Linked DNA regions of Homo sapiens: regions 1, 3 and 4 are each linked to region 2. Evidence: chromatin contacts called from ENCODE Hi-C or POLR2A ChIA-PET data. All regions are on one chromosome and are shown on one strand. Each heading gives the region's core, a stretch centred on a gene start or an enhancer-like site at or near the end of the contact. The rest is flanking DNA. Distances are from core to core; before and after follow the strand shown.

Region 1 (2,700 bases), core at 26-2,525, 520 kb after region 2:
AGTGAGCCGAGATTTTGAGCCCCTCTCCTCTCCCGCAGTTTCTCCCCTTCTTCCCTCTATTCCTTCTTTTCCACTTCATCTGCTCCATCTTGCAATTTTTTTCCTCTTGTTGCTCTTTCTCTCCAATCTTTTGATTGTCTCCAATCTCCATATATTTCTGCCTCTTTCTTCTCCCATCTGTGCTCCTCCTGTTAAATTCCCTCTTCTCTGTCACGCCCCCTTGTCCCTACTGTCTGGCAACCCCAGATCTCTGGGGTGGTTCTCCCTTTGCCCTCCTTGTCACCGGCTGCCCCCTCTTGCTGTGCCAGCACCACGCTGCTCGGTCTGCCCTGGCTCCAAATCCCTCCTCCTCTCCCCAACTTTGTCTGAGGAGCCTCCCGCTTTGCTGCCCCTCTCCCTACCTTGCTGTCCTTCATCTGTCTAGAAATAGAACTTTTCTCTACATTTCTCGAGTTGCTTTTCTCTCCCTGCTACTTCCTGGGGTGCTTCTTTCACTTTGCAAATCTCTCACCCTCCCTCTGCGTTGCCGTCTTGTTATGGATCTTCCTCATTATTTTCTCTCTAAATTTTTCTGTTTCCTCTACCTCGCTCTCCATCTCTCTTTCACTTCACATTCACAGGGAGGGGACTGGAATAAAATACCCACCTCCTCAAGAGCACAGTTTCCAATGGGAGGAATTTGGGACGGAAGAACACTGGGTGCCCTGAGATAGGTCCCGGCCACCTCCCCCAACACAGGATCCGGAGAAGCCGTGACTGCGAAAAGGCCTGGGGACAGAAGGGAACGGCCCAAGGAGGACTACGGCGGCAGGCAGATCAGGGGTGGGGTCTGCAGAATCCCCAGACCAGGCAGAGGACGCGGCCCCTCCCGAATGGCGGCTGCGGCGCTGCGCCCCAGGGGCCGACAAGGACGAGGCTTGGGACCCGGAGGGCGTGGATCCGCCTCGCAGGCGGGGACTTTACGTGGCGCGGGGCTGGCGGAGGGGTCACTGAAGGGTTTTAAGCAGGAAAACGGCGCGAAAGCAGCTGCCTACGCAGCCCTACGGCAGAACGACCGGAGACAGAACCAGCCCTAGGGCGATTTTAACACTCTGACGGGACGCATGAATTTACTCGGGGTGGAGAGAGCGGTGCGGGGATTTCAAGGTCTGTACCGCCCCCCACATCCCGGGTACAGAAGCGTGAGGGCACCGCTAAGCGAACACTTAATCTAAACAAAGGAAAACTCACGCGCCGCAGTTGCGCCATATCTCCACGCCATCCACTTCCGGGTCTGCAGGCGGCTGCGCGCGAACGGAGAGGCCGGGCCGGGGCGTGGCCAGCGACGTGGCGGGCGGGGCCTGAATACTTATTGGACGGGGCCTGCACTTCCCTCCTCCTATCTCTGGGCGTGTCTCGGTTTTCCGCGTTTTGCAAGCCACACTTGCCAGTCAGGCTGGAGCCGCTCCACGGTTTGTGACCTGGGATCTCACTAGGAGGGTCAACGTCTGTTGTTTGGATCCAGGAAAGTTCCCACAATTAAAATTAAGGAATTCAATTAAAATTTAGAAATTTAATTGAAAATCCCTTAAATTGTCTGTGAAAGGAATGCAAACTAAAATACAATATGCAAACTCAACCTGTGCAGAATGTGTAATTTCACGCTGACGCCCCACAGAATAGCATAGAAATCCTCTCCATTTCTATTCCCCATTCACTCTGGAGTAGAGAGTTCCAAAGAGTTTCCTGGGCCACATCTGGGGCGTGGAGTGCTAAGGCCGGTGAGAAGTCAGGTCACCAGCTATTGCTTTTAAAAAAGCAATAGAGGCCGGGCACGGTTGCTCACGCCTGTAATCCCAGCACTTTGGGAGGCCGAGGCGGTCGTATCACTGGAGGTCAGGAGTTCGACACCAGCCTGACCAAAATGGAGAAACCCCGTCTCTACTAAAAATACAAAAATTAGCCGGGCGTGATGGCACACGCCTATAATCCCAGCTACTTGGGAGGCTGAGGCTTAGGTCAATATTTTCTAAAAATACTGTAATTTCAGATTCACTTTAGGTGCATTCTGAAAGTAATAAGTAAACATACTTTTTATTTTAAAAATTATAATCTCTTAAATCTTGTTTGTTTTCTCTTCTTCAATGTACTGGCCCCTGTAGATAACAAAGCCCTTAAAATAGTCTTCAGAAGACAATTGTATTTATTGATCTAAAGAATAACTCTGCAGTAATTCTAAGTGTATTTGGTAGGCCGATTATTCTTTTATAGAACCCTGATAGAAGTAAAACTAGATTATCAAATTTTAAATAGCCTTACGTCTGCCGGCAATAATTTTATGGCAATATTTTTGAATTAACAGGTACTAATAAGTATGCTTTTCTCTGATATCTCACCCCCCCAACTTTTTTTTTCTTAAGACAGAGTCTAACTCTGTCATCCAAGCTGGAGTGCAATGGCACGATCTCAGCTCACTGCAACCTCCACCTCCTGGGTTCAAGCAATTCTCCTGCCTCAGGCTCTCGAGTAGCTGGGATTACAGGCGCGTGCCACCACGCCTGGCTAATTTTTGGATTTTTAGTAGAGATGGGGTTTTGCCATGTTGGCCAGGGTGGTCTCAAACTCCTGACCTCAGGTGATCATCTGCCCACCTTGGCCTGCAGAGTGCTGGGATTACAGGCGTGAGCCACCGCACCCGGCCTTATATCCCTATTTTTGGAT
Region 2 (2,700 bases), core at 87-2,586:
ATGGTCCTGGGAAGGGCTCACACCAGAGATGGATGGAGATGGGGTGTGGACCCCAAGGTGTCAGTGATATTGGGCAGCAGGGATTGTTCAGGGGCCACATCTGGATGCACATTTAGCTCTTTGTGGATCAGATCAGAGAATCTATGTATGAAAGTCATACATTAATGTATGCACTGGTATCTGTGTACTGGTATCTGGTAAATTCTGGAAAAGGAGACAAACTAGGGGAGATATTTCTTTTTCTTTTTCTTTTTCTTTTTTTTTTTTGAGACGTAGCCTCGCTCTGTCGCCCAGGCTGGAGTGCAGTGGCACGATCTTGGCTCACTGCACGCTCCGCCTCCCGGGTTCACTCCATTCTCCTGTCTCAGCCTCCCTAGTAGCTGGGATTACAGGCACCCACCACCACGCTTGGCTAATTTTTTTGTATTTTTTAGTAGAGATGGGGTTTCACTGTGTTAGCCAGGATGGTCTCGATCTCCTGACCTCATGATCTGCCCGCCTCAGCCTCCCAAAGTGCTGAGATTACAGGTGTGAGCCAGCGCGCCCGGTCTTGTTTTTGTTTGGGTTAGGCGGGCTCCTGTAGTTCCAGTTACTCGAAAGGCTGAGGCAGGAGAAGGGCGTGAACCCGGGAGGCGGAGCTTGCAGTGAGCCAAAATCGTGCCACTGCACTCCAGCCTGGGCGACACAGCGAGACTCCGTCTCAAAAAAAAAAAAAAAAAAAAAAAGTAAAAGAGCGAGAGAGAGATCAGGAAGAGGACCCTGCAGTTAGGGGGTGTTACTTTGTCGCCCAGGATGGCCTGGACCCCCAGGTTCAGGGATTCTCCCGCCGCTGCTTCCTGAGTAGCTGGGACCTCAGGCTTCCGCCTCGTGCCCGCATCCCTGCTGTGTTTAGGCAGCAGGTGGTGACCTCACTCCTCCCTGGCCTGAGCTCTCCGTCCCGCATCCCAGGCGGAGGCCCTAGGGAACACTTTGAAGCTGAGCACGGGGTGGACCCTCCCTCCTGAGTGAATGGAGAATAGAAAGGGAGAGGATTTCTGTTCTGTTCTGTGGGCCATCAGCATGAAATCGTATGTTCCGCCCTGGCAGGGCTTTGCATTTCACATTCTAGTTTGCATTCCCGTTCCAGATAATTCCAGGGCTTTTGAATCATGCCTCAGCCTTCCTGGCCGCTGTCGCCTCCAAAAACTCGAAAAACAGAGGCGCTGAGTGCGAGGCTGAGAAGCACAGGTCCCGCCCCGGGCCCTCCCTCTGCCGGTTCTAAAGGGCAAGGTCTCTCCGCCTGGGGCCCCGCCTCTACCCCGCCCAGGTCCAGCCAACCTGCCCCGGCCTGGCTTCAGTCCTGGGCGCGCACAAACCCGGAAGCGGATCGCGTGGAGTGAAGGTCCTACCACGGCGCGTGAGTTTTGCTCTGCCTTGGATTAAGTCTGCACTTCCCAGGTCCCCGGCGCTTCTGCCCCTGGGACGTGGGATCCCCACGGACCTGGAAATTCTCGCCTGTCTTCCCTTCACCCAGAGCAAATTGAGACGTCCCGGTAAGAGTCTGGAAGTTGCTTGCTTTTGGGTTTGAAGTCGCTCGGAGGCTGGTCCCGTCCCCGGTCTTTCTGCTATAGGGCAATGTATACACTTCCTATCGCGTATTTTTCCTGCTCAAAACATTTTTCTGACTATTCCCGCCCCGTGCTTTTTAAAGTCCTCACCCGCGAGGTGGATTCCAGCCCTGGGCGCCTCCCAGCCTCGCCCCAGTTGGCACCTGGAGCGCGGCGCCCCGGCCCCAGCCCCGGGGAGGCTGCGTCCTCTGCCTGGTCCTGGGATCCTGCAGGTCCCACCTTTGTCTTAGGGTGCCGTCGCCCACCACGTCCCTCCTGGTGCCGGGCCCTGCTGCTCCCCAAGTCTTCGCTTCCCCTGAGCCAGGGTTGGGGTGGGTCGCAGGGGCTTGTCCTATGATACCAGGTGTTCTTTCCTGTCCAGCTCCACCCCCTGGAAAATGCGCTTCTACGGGATGCAGGCGTCTTACTCCAAACCCGCCTGTGATTACTCCAAACCCGCCTGGGCCAAAGGGATCAGGAGATAGAGAGAGGGACTGAGAGAGCAGTAGAAAACCAGAGACAGAGAAAAGAAGAATGAGAAAGGCCCATAACAGATGGCAAAGTAGAGGATGGGTTAGGAATTTGCCAAGAGACAGCAAAAGTGAAAGAAAAAAAACTAAGAAAGCAGGAGGAGAAAAGCAACTGGAGAAATGTAGAGAAAAGCTAGATGTACAGAAAGATGAAGGACAGCAAGGTAGGGAGAGGGGCAGCAAAGAGGGAGGCTCACCAGAGTGAGGGAGAGGAGGAGGGATTTGGAGCCAGGGCAGACAGAGCAGAGTGGTGCTGGTGGCAAGAACAGATGGAGAACCACAGCAGGGAGGACACCTGGGGATCTGAGGTGCTGGAGAGTGGGGACAGAGGGGTATAACAGGGAAGAGAGAATTTAATAGGGAGAGCAGAGGAGACGGAGAGATAAGAGAAGAGGCTGTAATATATAGACATTGAGGAAGATTGAAAGATTGGGGAGAAAGAACAACAAGAGGTTAAATAAGGACCGGGCGCTGTGGGTCATGCCTGTAATCCCAGCATTTTGGGAGGCTGAGGCGGGTGGATCACCTGAGGTCCGGAGTTCGAGACCAGCCTGATCAACAGGGAGAAACCCCGTCTCTATTAA
Region 3 (2,700 bases), core at 38-2,537, 610 kb before region 2:
AAACCCCACTCTGTCTTTGTTGAAATGCTCAGCTTTTTAGATGTAAATCCACTGAGCCGGTGCGTACCTTAAATAAACATCGTTCTGTCTCCCGCATACCGGTCTCTCTAGTACTTAGTTTCCCGCAACACCATCTCTGCGCCTCCTCTGCTCTCCCTGTTACATTCTCTCTTCCCTGTTATACCCTCATCCCCACTCTCTAGCACCCCAGATCCCCAGGTGTCCTCCCTGCTGTGCTTCTCCCTCTGTTCTCCTTGCCACCAGCACCACTCTGCTCTGTCTGCCCTGGCTCCAAATCCCTCCTCCTCTCCCTCACTCTGATGAGCCTCCCTCTTTGCTGTCCCTCTCCCTACCTTGCTCTCTGTCCTTCATCTCTCTGTACATCTACCTTTTCTCTACATTTCTCCAGTTGCTTTTCTCCTCCTTTTTTTTTTTTTCCCCCACATTTGCTGTGTCTGGCAAATCCCTCACCCATCCTCTACTTTGCCATCTGTTATGAGTCTTTTTTATTCTTCTTTTCTGTCTCAGGTTTTCTACTGCTCTACGTCTGTCTCCTGATCCCTTTAGCCTACACAAGCACCGGAGGCTTTGGATAAGACACAGGAGGGTTTGGAGCAAAACGCCTGCATCCCGGGGGAGCGCATTTTCCAGGGGCTGGAGCTGGGCAGGCAAGAACACCCCGTGTCACAGGACAGGCCCCGGGCACCTCCCTAACTCGGGCTCAGGGAAAGCAGTGACTGTGGAGGCGAACCTGGGGAGCAGTAGGGCCCGCAAAAGGAGGGAGGCGGCGGCGCCACGGCGCCTTAAGACAAGGGTGGGGTCTGCAGGATCCCAGGACCAGACAGAGGACGCGGCCTCCTTGGGGCTGGGGCCGCCGCGCTGCGTCCAGCTGCCAACGAGGGCGAGACTGGGAGGCGCTCAGGGAGGGAATTCACCTCTCGGGTGAGGACTTTAAAAAGCGCGGGACGGGAGGAGTCAGAAAAAGTTTCAGAGCAGGAAAACTACGTGATAGAAAGTGTATACATTGCCCTATAGCAGAAACACCCGGGACGGGACCAGCCTCAGGGGGACCTTAAACCCAAAAGGAAGCGACCCCCGGACTCTCACGGGGTCGTCTCAACTTGCTCTGGGTGAAGGAAGACGGCTGAGAATTTCCAGGTTAGTGGAGACCCCACGCCCCAGGTACAGAAGCGCCAGGGACCTGGGAAGCACAGACTTAATACAAAACAGAGCGAAACTCACCCGCGGCGGTGGGATAGTCACTCCACGCCGTCCGCTTCCGGGTCTGCGCGAAGCTGCGCGCGCAGGAAAGAAGCCAGGCCTGGGCGGGACCCGCGAGGAGGTGGGCGGGCTTGGGCGAGGTAGGGGCGGGGCAGAGAGACTTTACCCTTTAGAACCGACAGAGGGCGGGGCTGTGGCGGGACCTGTGAGTCTCTCAGCCTGGCTCCCAGGGCCTCAGTTTTCGGGTTTTGGAGGCGAGACCGGCCAGGAAGGCTGAGGCATGATTCAAAAGCCCTGGAATTGTCTGGAACGGGGATGCAAACTGGAATGTAAAATGCAAAGCCCTGCCTGGATGGAACGTACGATTTCATGCTGACAGCCCACAAAACAGAATAGAAATCCTCTCCCTTTCCAGTCTCCATTCACTTGGGAGGGAGAGTCCACCCTGTGCTCAGCTGCAGAGACTTCCCTAGGGCCACCGCCTGGGATGTGGGACGGAATGCTCAGGCCAGCGAGGAGTGAGGTCACCACCTTCTGGATAAACACAGCAGGGATGTGGGCGCGGGCGCGGGAGACTGAGGTCCCAGCTACTCAGGAAGCAGCGGCGGGAGGATTGCTGAGCCTGGGGGTCCAGGCCAGCCTGGGCGACAATGTAACACCCCCTCCCGCAGGGCTCCCTTCCTCGTCACTCTCTCTTTTTTTTCCTTTTTTTTTAAACGTTTTAAAATAAGAGTTTGATTGTGTGAGATAGGGATCTAACAGTATTCTTTTCCATGTGGATATCCAGTTAGTTGCCTCAGCACATTTTTGGAAGAGATTTATTCCTTTATTTATTTACTTATTTCTTTTGTTTTGAGACAGAGTATTTCTCTGTCGCCCAGGCTAGAGTGCCGTGATGGGATCTCGGCTCACTGCAGCCTCTGCCTCCTGGGTTTCAGCGATTCCCCTGCCTCAGCCTCCAGAGTATCTGCAATTACAGGCGCGTGCCACCATGCCCGGCTAATTTTTGTATTTTTGTAGACGAGTTTCACCATGTTGGCCAGTGTGGTCTCAAACTCTTGACTTTAAGGGATCCACCTGCCTGGGCCTCCTCAAAGTGCTGGGATCACAGGCGGGAGCCACCGCGCCTGGCCAAATACTTTTTACTTCACTTTCTAATTGTTAAGAAAATACAATTGAAAACGAAACAAAAAAATCTTCCCCCAAATGACAAAACATCTCCATGACGATAATAGAGAAAGAAATAAACACCATTTTATTAATAAGTAAGCCTTAGACCAGAATGTGATGGGAAATAGAGGCAAAGAGCTAAGAGGTTGAAAAAAGAGAAAGACACTTCACAGTTCTATACAACCCATTAAGTACATGTTTTCAAGATAAACACTAATCAGTCCTCAGGGAAAAGGACTTGACAACACCCTTGGTCACACATAGTTCATCCTGGCTCTAGTTGGTAATGGAGGTGACCATCTGTGTCAG
Region 4 (2,700 bases), core at 201-2,700, 550 kb before region 2:
TTCCTACCTCACCATGGGAAGAGGGAAGAGAGGCTCTCACAATTGAATTAAGTCACTACCCTCTGGCTGAATAGGGATTCCAAGTGGAAGCTGACCTCTAATGCCAAGATTTACAGAATGTATGTGTCTTATAGATAGGAATTTTAAAATTCTCAATATCATCTGTATAATTTAAACAAGTTCTAAGTTATTAGATTATATAAACAGAAGTCAACATATCACAACTAATCATATCCAATGAACTCACCCACTCATCTGAACCCAAAGTCCCCCACCCCTTTTAATCTTTTGAGACAGGCTCTGCTCTGTTGACCAGGCTGGAGTGCAGTGGCATGATCTCTGCTCACTGCAGCCTGGACCTCCTGGGCTCAAGTGATCCTCCTGCCTCAGCCTCCAGAGCAGCTGGGATTACAGGTGTGCACCATCACGCCCAGTTAAATTTTTTTTTTTTTTGACAGAGATGGGGGGGGGGGTCTCACTATTTTGCCCAGGCCGGTCTTGAACTCCTGGACTCAAGCAATCCCTCTGCCCCAGTCTCCTAAAGTGCTAGGATTACAGGCGTGAGCCACTGCGCCCAGCCCCCCTTTCTTCATTACTGTGCTTCCCTCCCTAATTCTGTACATATCTCTCATTCTCCCCTTCTCTCTCTAGCTCTTGTTTTCTTTTTCCCTGGGATCTGCTCCTCCTGCTGTTTTTTGTTTTGTTTTGTTTTTTTCATTTTTGCTCTCTCTTGGCAAATCCCTCACTCATCCTCTACTTTGCCATCTGTTATGGTCTTTCTCATTCTTCTTTTCTCTGTCTCAGGTTTTCTACTGCTCTCTCTCTCAGTCTCCTGATCCCTTTGGCCAACACAATCACAGGAGGGCTTTGGAGTAAGACGCCTGCATCCCGGAGGAGCGCATTTTCCAGGGGCTGGTGCAGGGCAGGCAAGAACACCCGGTGTCATAGGACAGCCCCGGGCACCTCCCCAACGCGGGCTCAGGGTAAGCGGTGACTGCGGTGGGGAGACCTGGGGAGCATAAGGGCCTGGAACGAGGAGGGAGGTGGGGGGCGACGGCGCCTTAAGACAAGACTGGGAGGCGCCAAGGGCGGGAATCCGCCTCGCGGTAAGGACTTTAAAAAGTGCGGGTCGGGAGGAGTCAGAAAAAGGTTTTGAGCAGGGAAACTACGCGATGGGAAGTGTATACATTGCCCTATAGCAGAAAGATTCGGGAAGGGACCATCCTCAGGGCGACTTTAAACCCAAAAGGAAGCGACCCCTGGACTCTGACGAGGACGTCTAAATTTGCTCTAGGTGAAGGAACACGGGTGAGAATTTCCAGGTCTATGGGGACCCCACGTCCCAGGTACAGAAGCGCCGGGGACTTGGGAAGCGCAGACTTAACACAACACAGAGCAAAACTCACCGCTGCGGTGGGACCATCACTCCATGCGATCCGCTTCCGGGTTTGCGCGAATCTGCGCGCGCAGGACAGAAGCCAGGCCTGGGCGGGACCCGCGGGGAGGTAGGCGGGGCCTGAGCGAGGTAGGGGCGGGGCGCGAAGCGGAGAGACCTTCCCCTTTAGAATTGGCAGAAGGCGGGGCCGGGGTGGGACCCGTGCGTCTCTCAACCTCGCTCCCAGCGCCTCTTGTTTTCGAGCTTTGGAGGCGAGACCGGACAGGAAGGCTGAGGCATGATTCAAAAGCCCTGGAATTGTCTGAAACGGGGATGCAAACTAGAATGTGAAATGCAAAGCCCTGCCTGGGTGGAACATACGATTTCATGCTGACGGCCCACAGAACAGAATAGAAATCCTCTCCCTTTCTATTCTCCATTCACTGGGAAAGGAGAGTCCACCCTGTCCTCAGCTTCAGAGATTTCCCTAGGGCCTCCCCCTGGGATGCGGGACGGAGTGCTCAGGCCAGGGAGGAGTGAGGTCACCACCTACTGCTTAAACACAGCAGAGATGCGGGCGCGGGGCGAAAGCCTGAGGTCCCAGCTACTCAGGAAGCAGTGGCAGGAGGATCGCTGAGCCGGGGGGGGGGTCCAAGTTAGCCTGGGCGACAAAGTAACACCTCCTCCGGCAGCGCTCCCTTCCTCGTCTCTCTCTCTCTCCTTTTTTAAAATTTCTTTAAATAAAATTTTTGATTTTGTGAGTTAGGGATCCAACATTATTCATTTTCACGTGGATATCCAGTTAGTTGTCCCAGCACATTTGTGGAAGAGATCTATTACTTTCATTTTTATATTTAGATTTTTCTTTTCTTTTCTTTTCTTTTTTGAGACAGAGTATTTCTCTGTCACCCAGGCTGGAGTGCAGTGGCGAGATCTCGGCTCACTGCAACCTTCACCTCCCGGGTTAAAGTAGTTCTCTTGCCTCAGCCTGCCAACTAGCTGGGATTACAGACGCGCGCCACCAAGCCTGGCTAATAGTTTTGTATTTTTAGTAGAGACTGGGTTTCACAACGTTGGCCAGGCTGGATTCGAACTCCTGACGTCAAGTGATCCACCTGCTTCGGACTCCCAAAGTGTTGGGATTACAGGCGTTAGCCACCGCGTCTGGCCAGGAAAACTCTTAGAAGTTGCGCCTGCATACCACTGGACTCAGCTTGCATGACCACATTCCTTTCAAGGCTCAGAATTATTTAAAGATCCATACATTTACATTGGAATTATTTGATGTTTGAAATATTTAATTTCCTACCGAGATACGGGTACTG

What was found. Hi-C counts contacts between places; a loop is a spot of excess contacts on that map. ChIA-PET counts read pairs that join two places held with the same protein, here RNA polymerase II (POLR2A). Pooled maps may share reads with other maps.
Region 1: a loop to region 2 is called in a map of B cell, with 18 times the contacts of the local background. The contact joins the promoter of ZNF766 here to the promoter of ZNF600 in region 2. A Hi-C loop is called at or near these places in 1 of 168 maps with a recorded cell type or tissue (B cell) and 9 of 50 pooled maps. POLR2A ChIA-PET finds 5 or more read pairs at or near these places in 1 of 52 experiments (activated B cell).
Region 3: a loop to region 2 is called in a pooled map, with 7 times the contacts of the local background. The contact joins the promoter of ZNF765-ZNF761 here to the promoter of ZNF600 in region 2. A Hi-C loop is called at or near these places in 5 of 50 pooled maps.
Region 4: a loop to region 2 is called in a pooled map, with 24 times the contacts of the local background. The contact joins the promoter of ZNF845 here to the promoter of ZNF600 in region 2. A Hi-C loop is called at or near these places in 1 of 37 single-sample maps with no recorded cell type and 10 of 50 pooled maps.

Annotation. Positions count from the first base shown.
Region 1 is chr19:52,268,162-52,270,861 of GRCh38, reverse strand. ZNF766 (zinc finger protein 766) reads right to left here and starts at 1,275. Exons shown (of 4, transcript NM_001010851.3): 1 at 1,231-1,275. The coding sequence starts at 1,248. LOC124904763 (a long non-coding RNA gene) reads left to right here. Exons shown (of 4, transcript XR_007067331.1): 4 at 621-1,618. RefSeq lists enhancers at 269-338, 772-1,066, 989-1,534 and a silencer at 1,249-1,478.
Region 2 is chr19:52,785,427-52,788,126 of GRCh38, reverse strand. ZNF600 (zinc finger protein 600) reads left to right here and starts at 1,336. Exons shown (of 6, transcript NM_001321866.4): 1 at 1,336-1,532. RefSeq lists a silencer at 1,178-1,327 and enhancers at 660-1,517, 1,518-2,376.
Region 3 is chr19:53,393,736-53,396,435 of GRCh38, reverse strand. ZNF765-ZNF761 (ZNF765-ZNF761 readthrough) reads right to left here and starts at 1,287. Exons shown (of 13, transcript NM_001350496.2): 1 at 1,243-1,287. ZNF765 (zinc finger protein 765) reads right to left here and starts at 1,287. Exons shown (of 4, transcript NM_001040185.3): 1 at 1,243-1,287. RefSeq lists a silencer at 1,218-1,417.
Region 4 is chr19:53,332,499-53,335,198 of GRCh38, reverse strand. It overlaps ZNF845 (zinc finger protein 845), which reads right to left and starts at 1,450. Exons shown (of 4, transcript NM_138374.3): 1 at 1,407-1,450. RefSeq lists enhancers at 962-1,051, 1,322-1,371, 1,470-2,334 and a silencer at 1,442-1,661.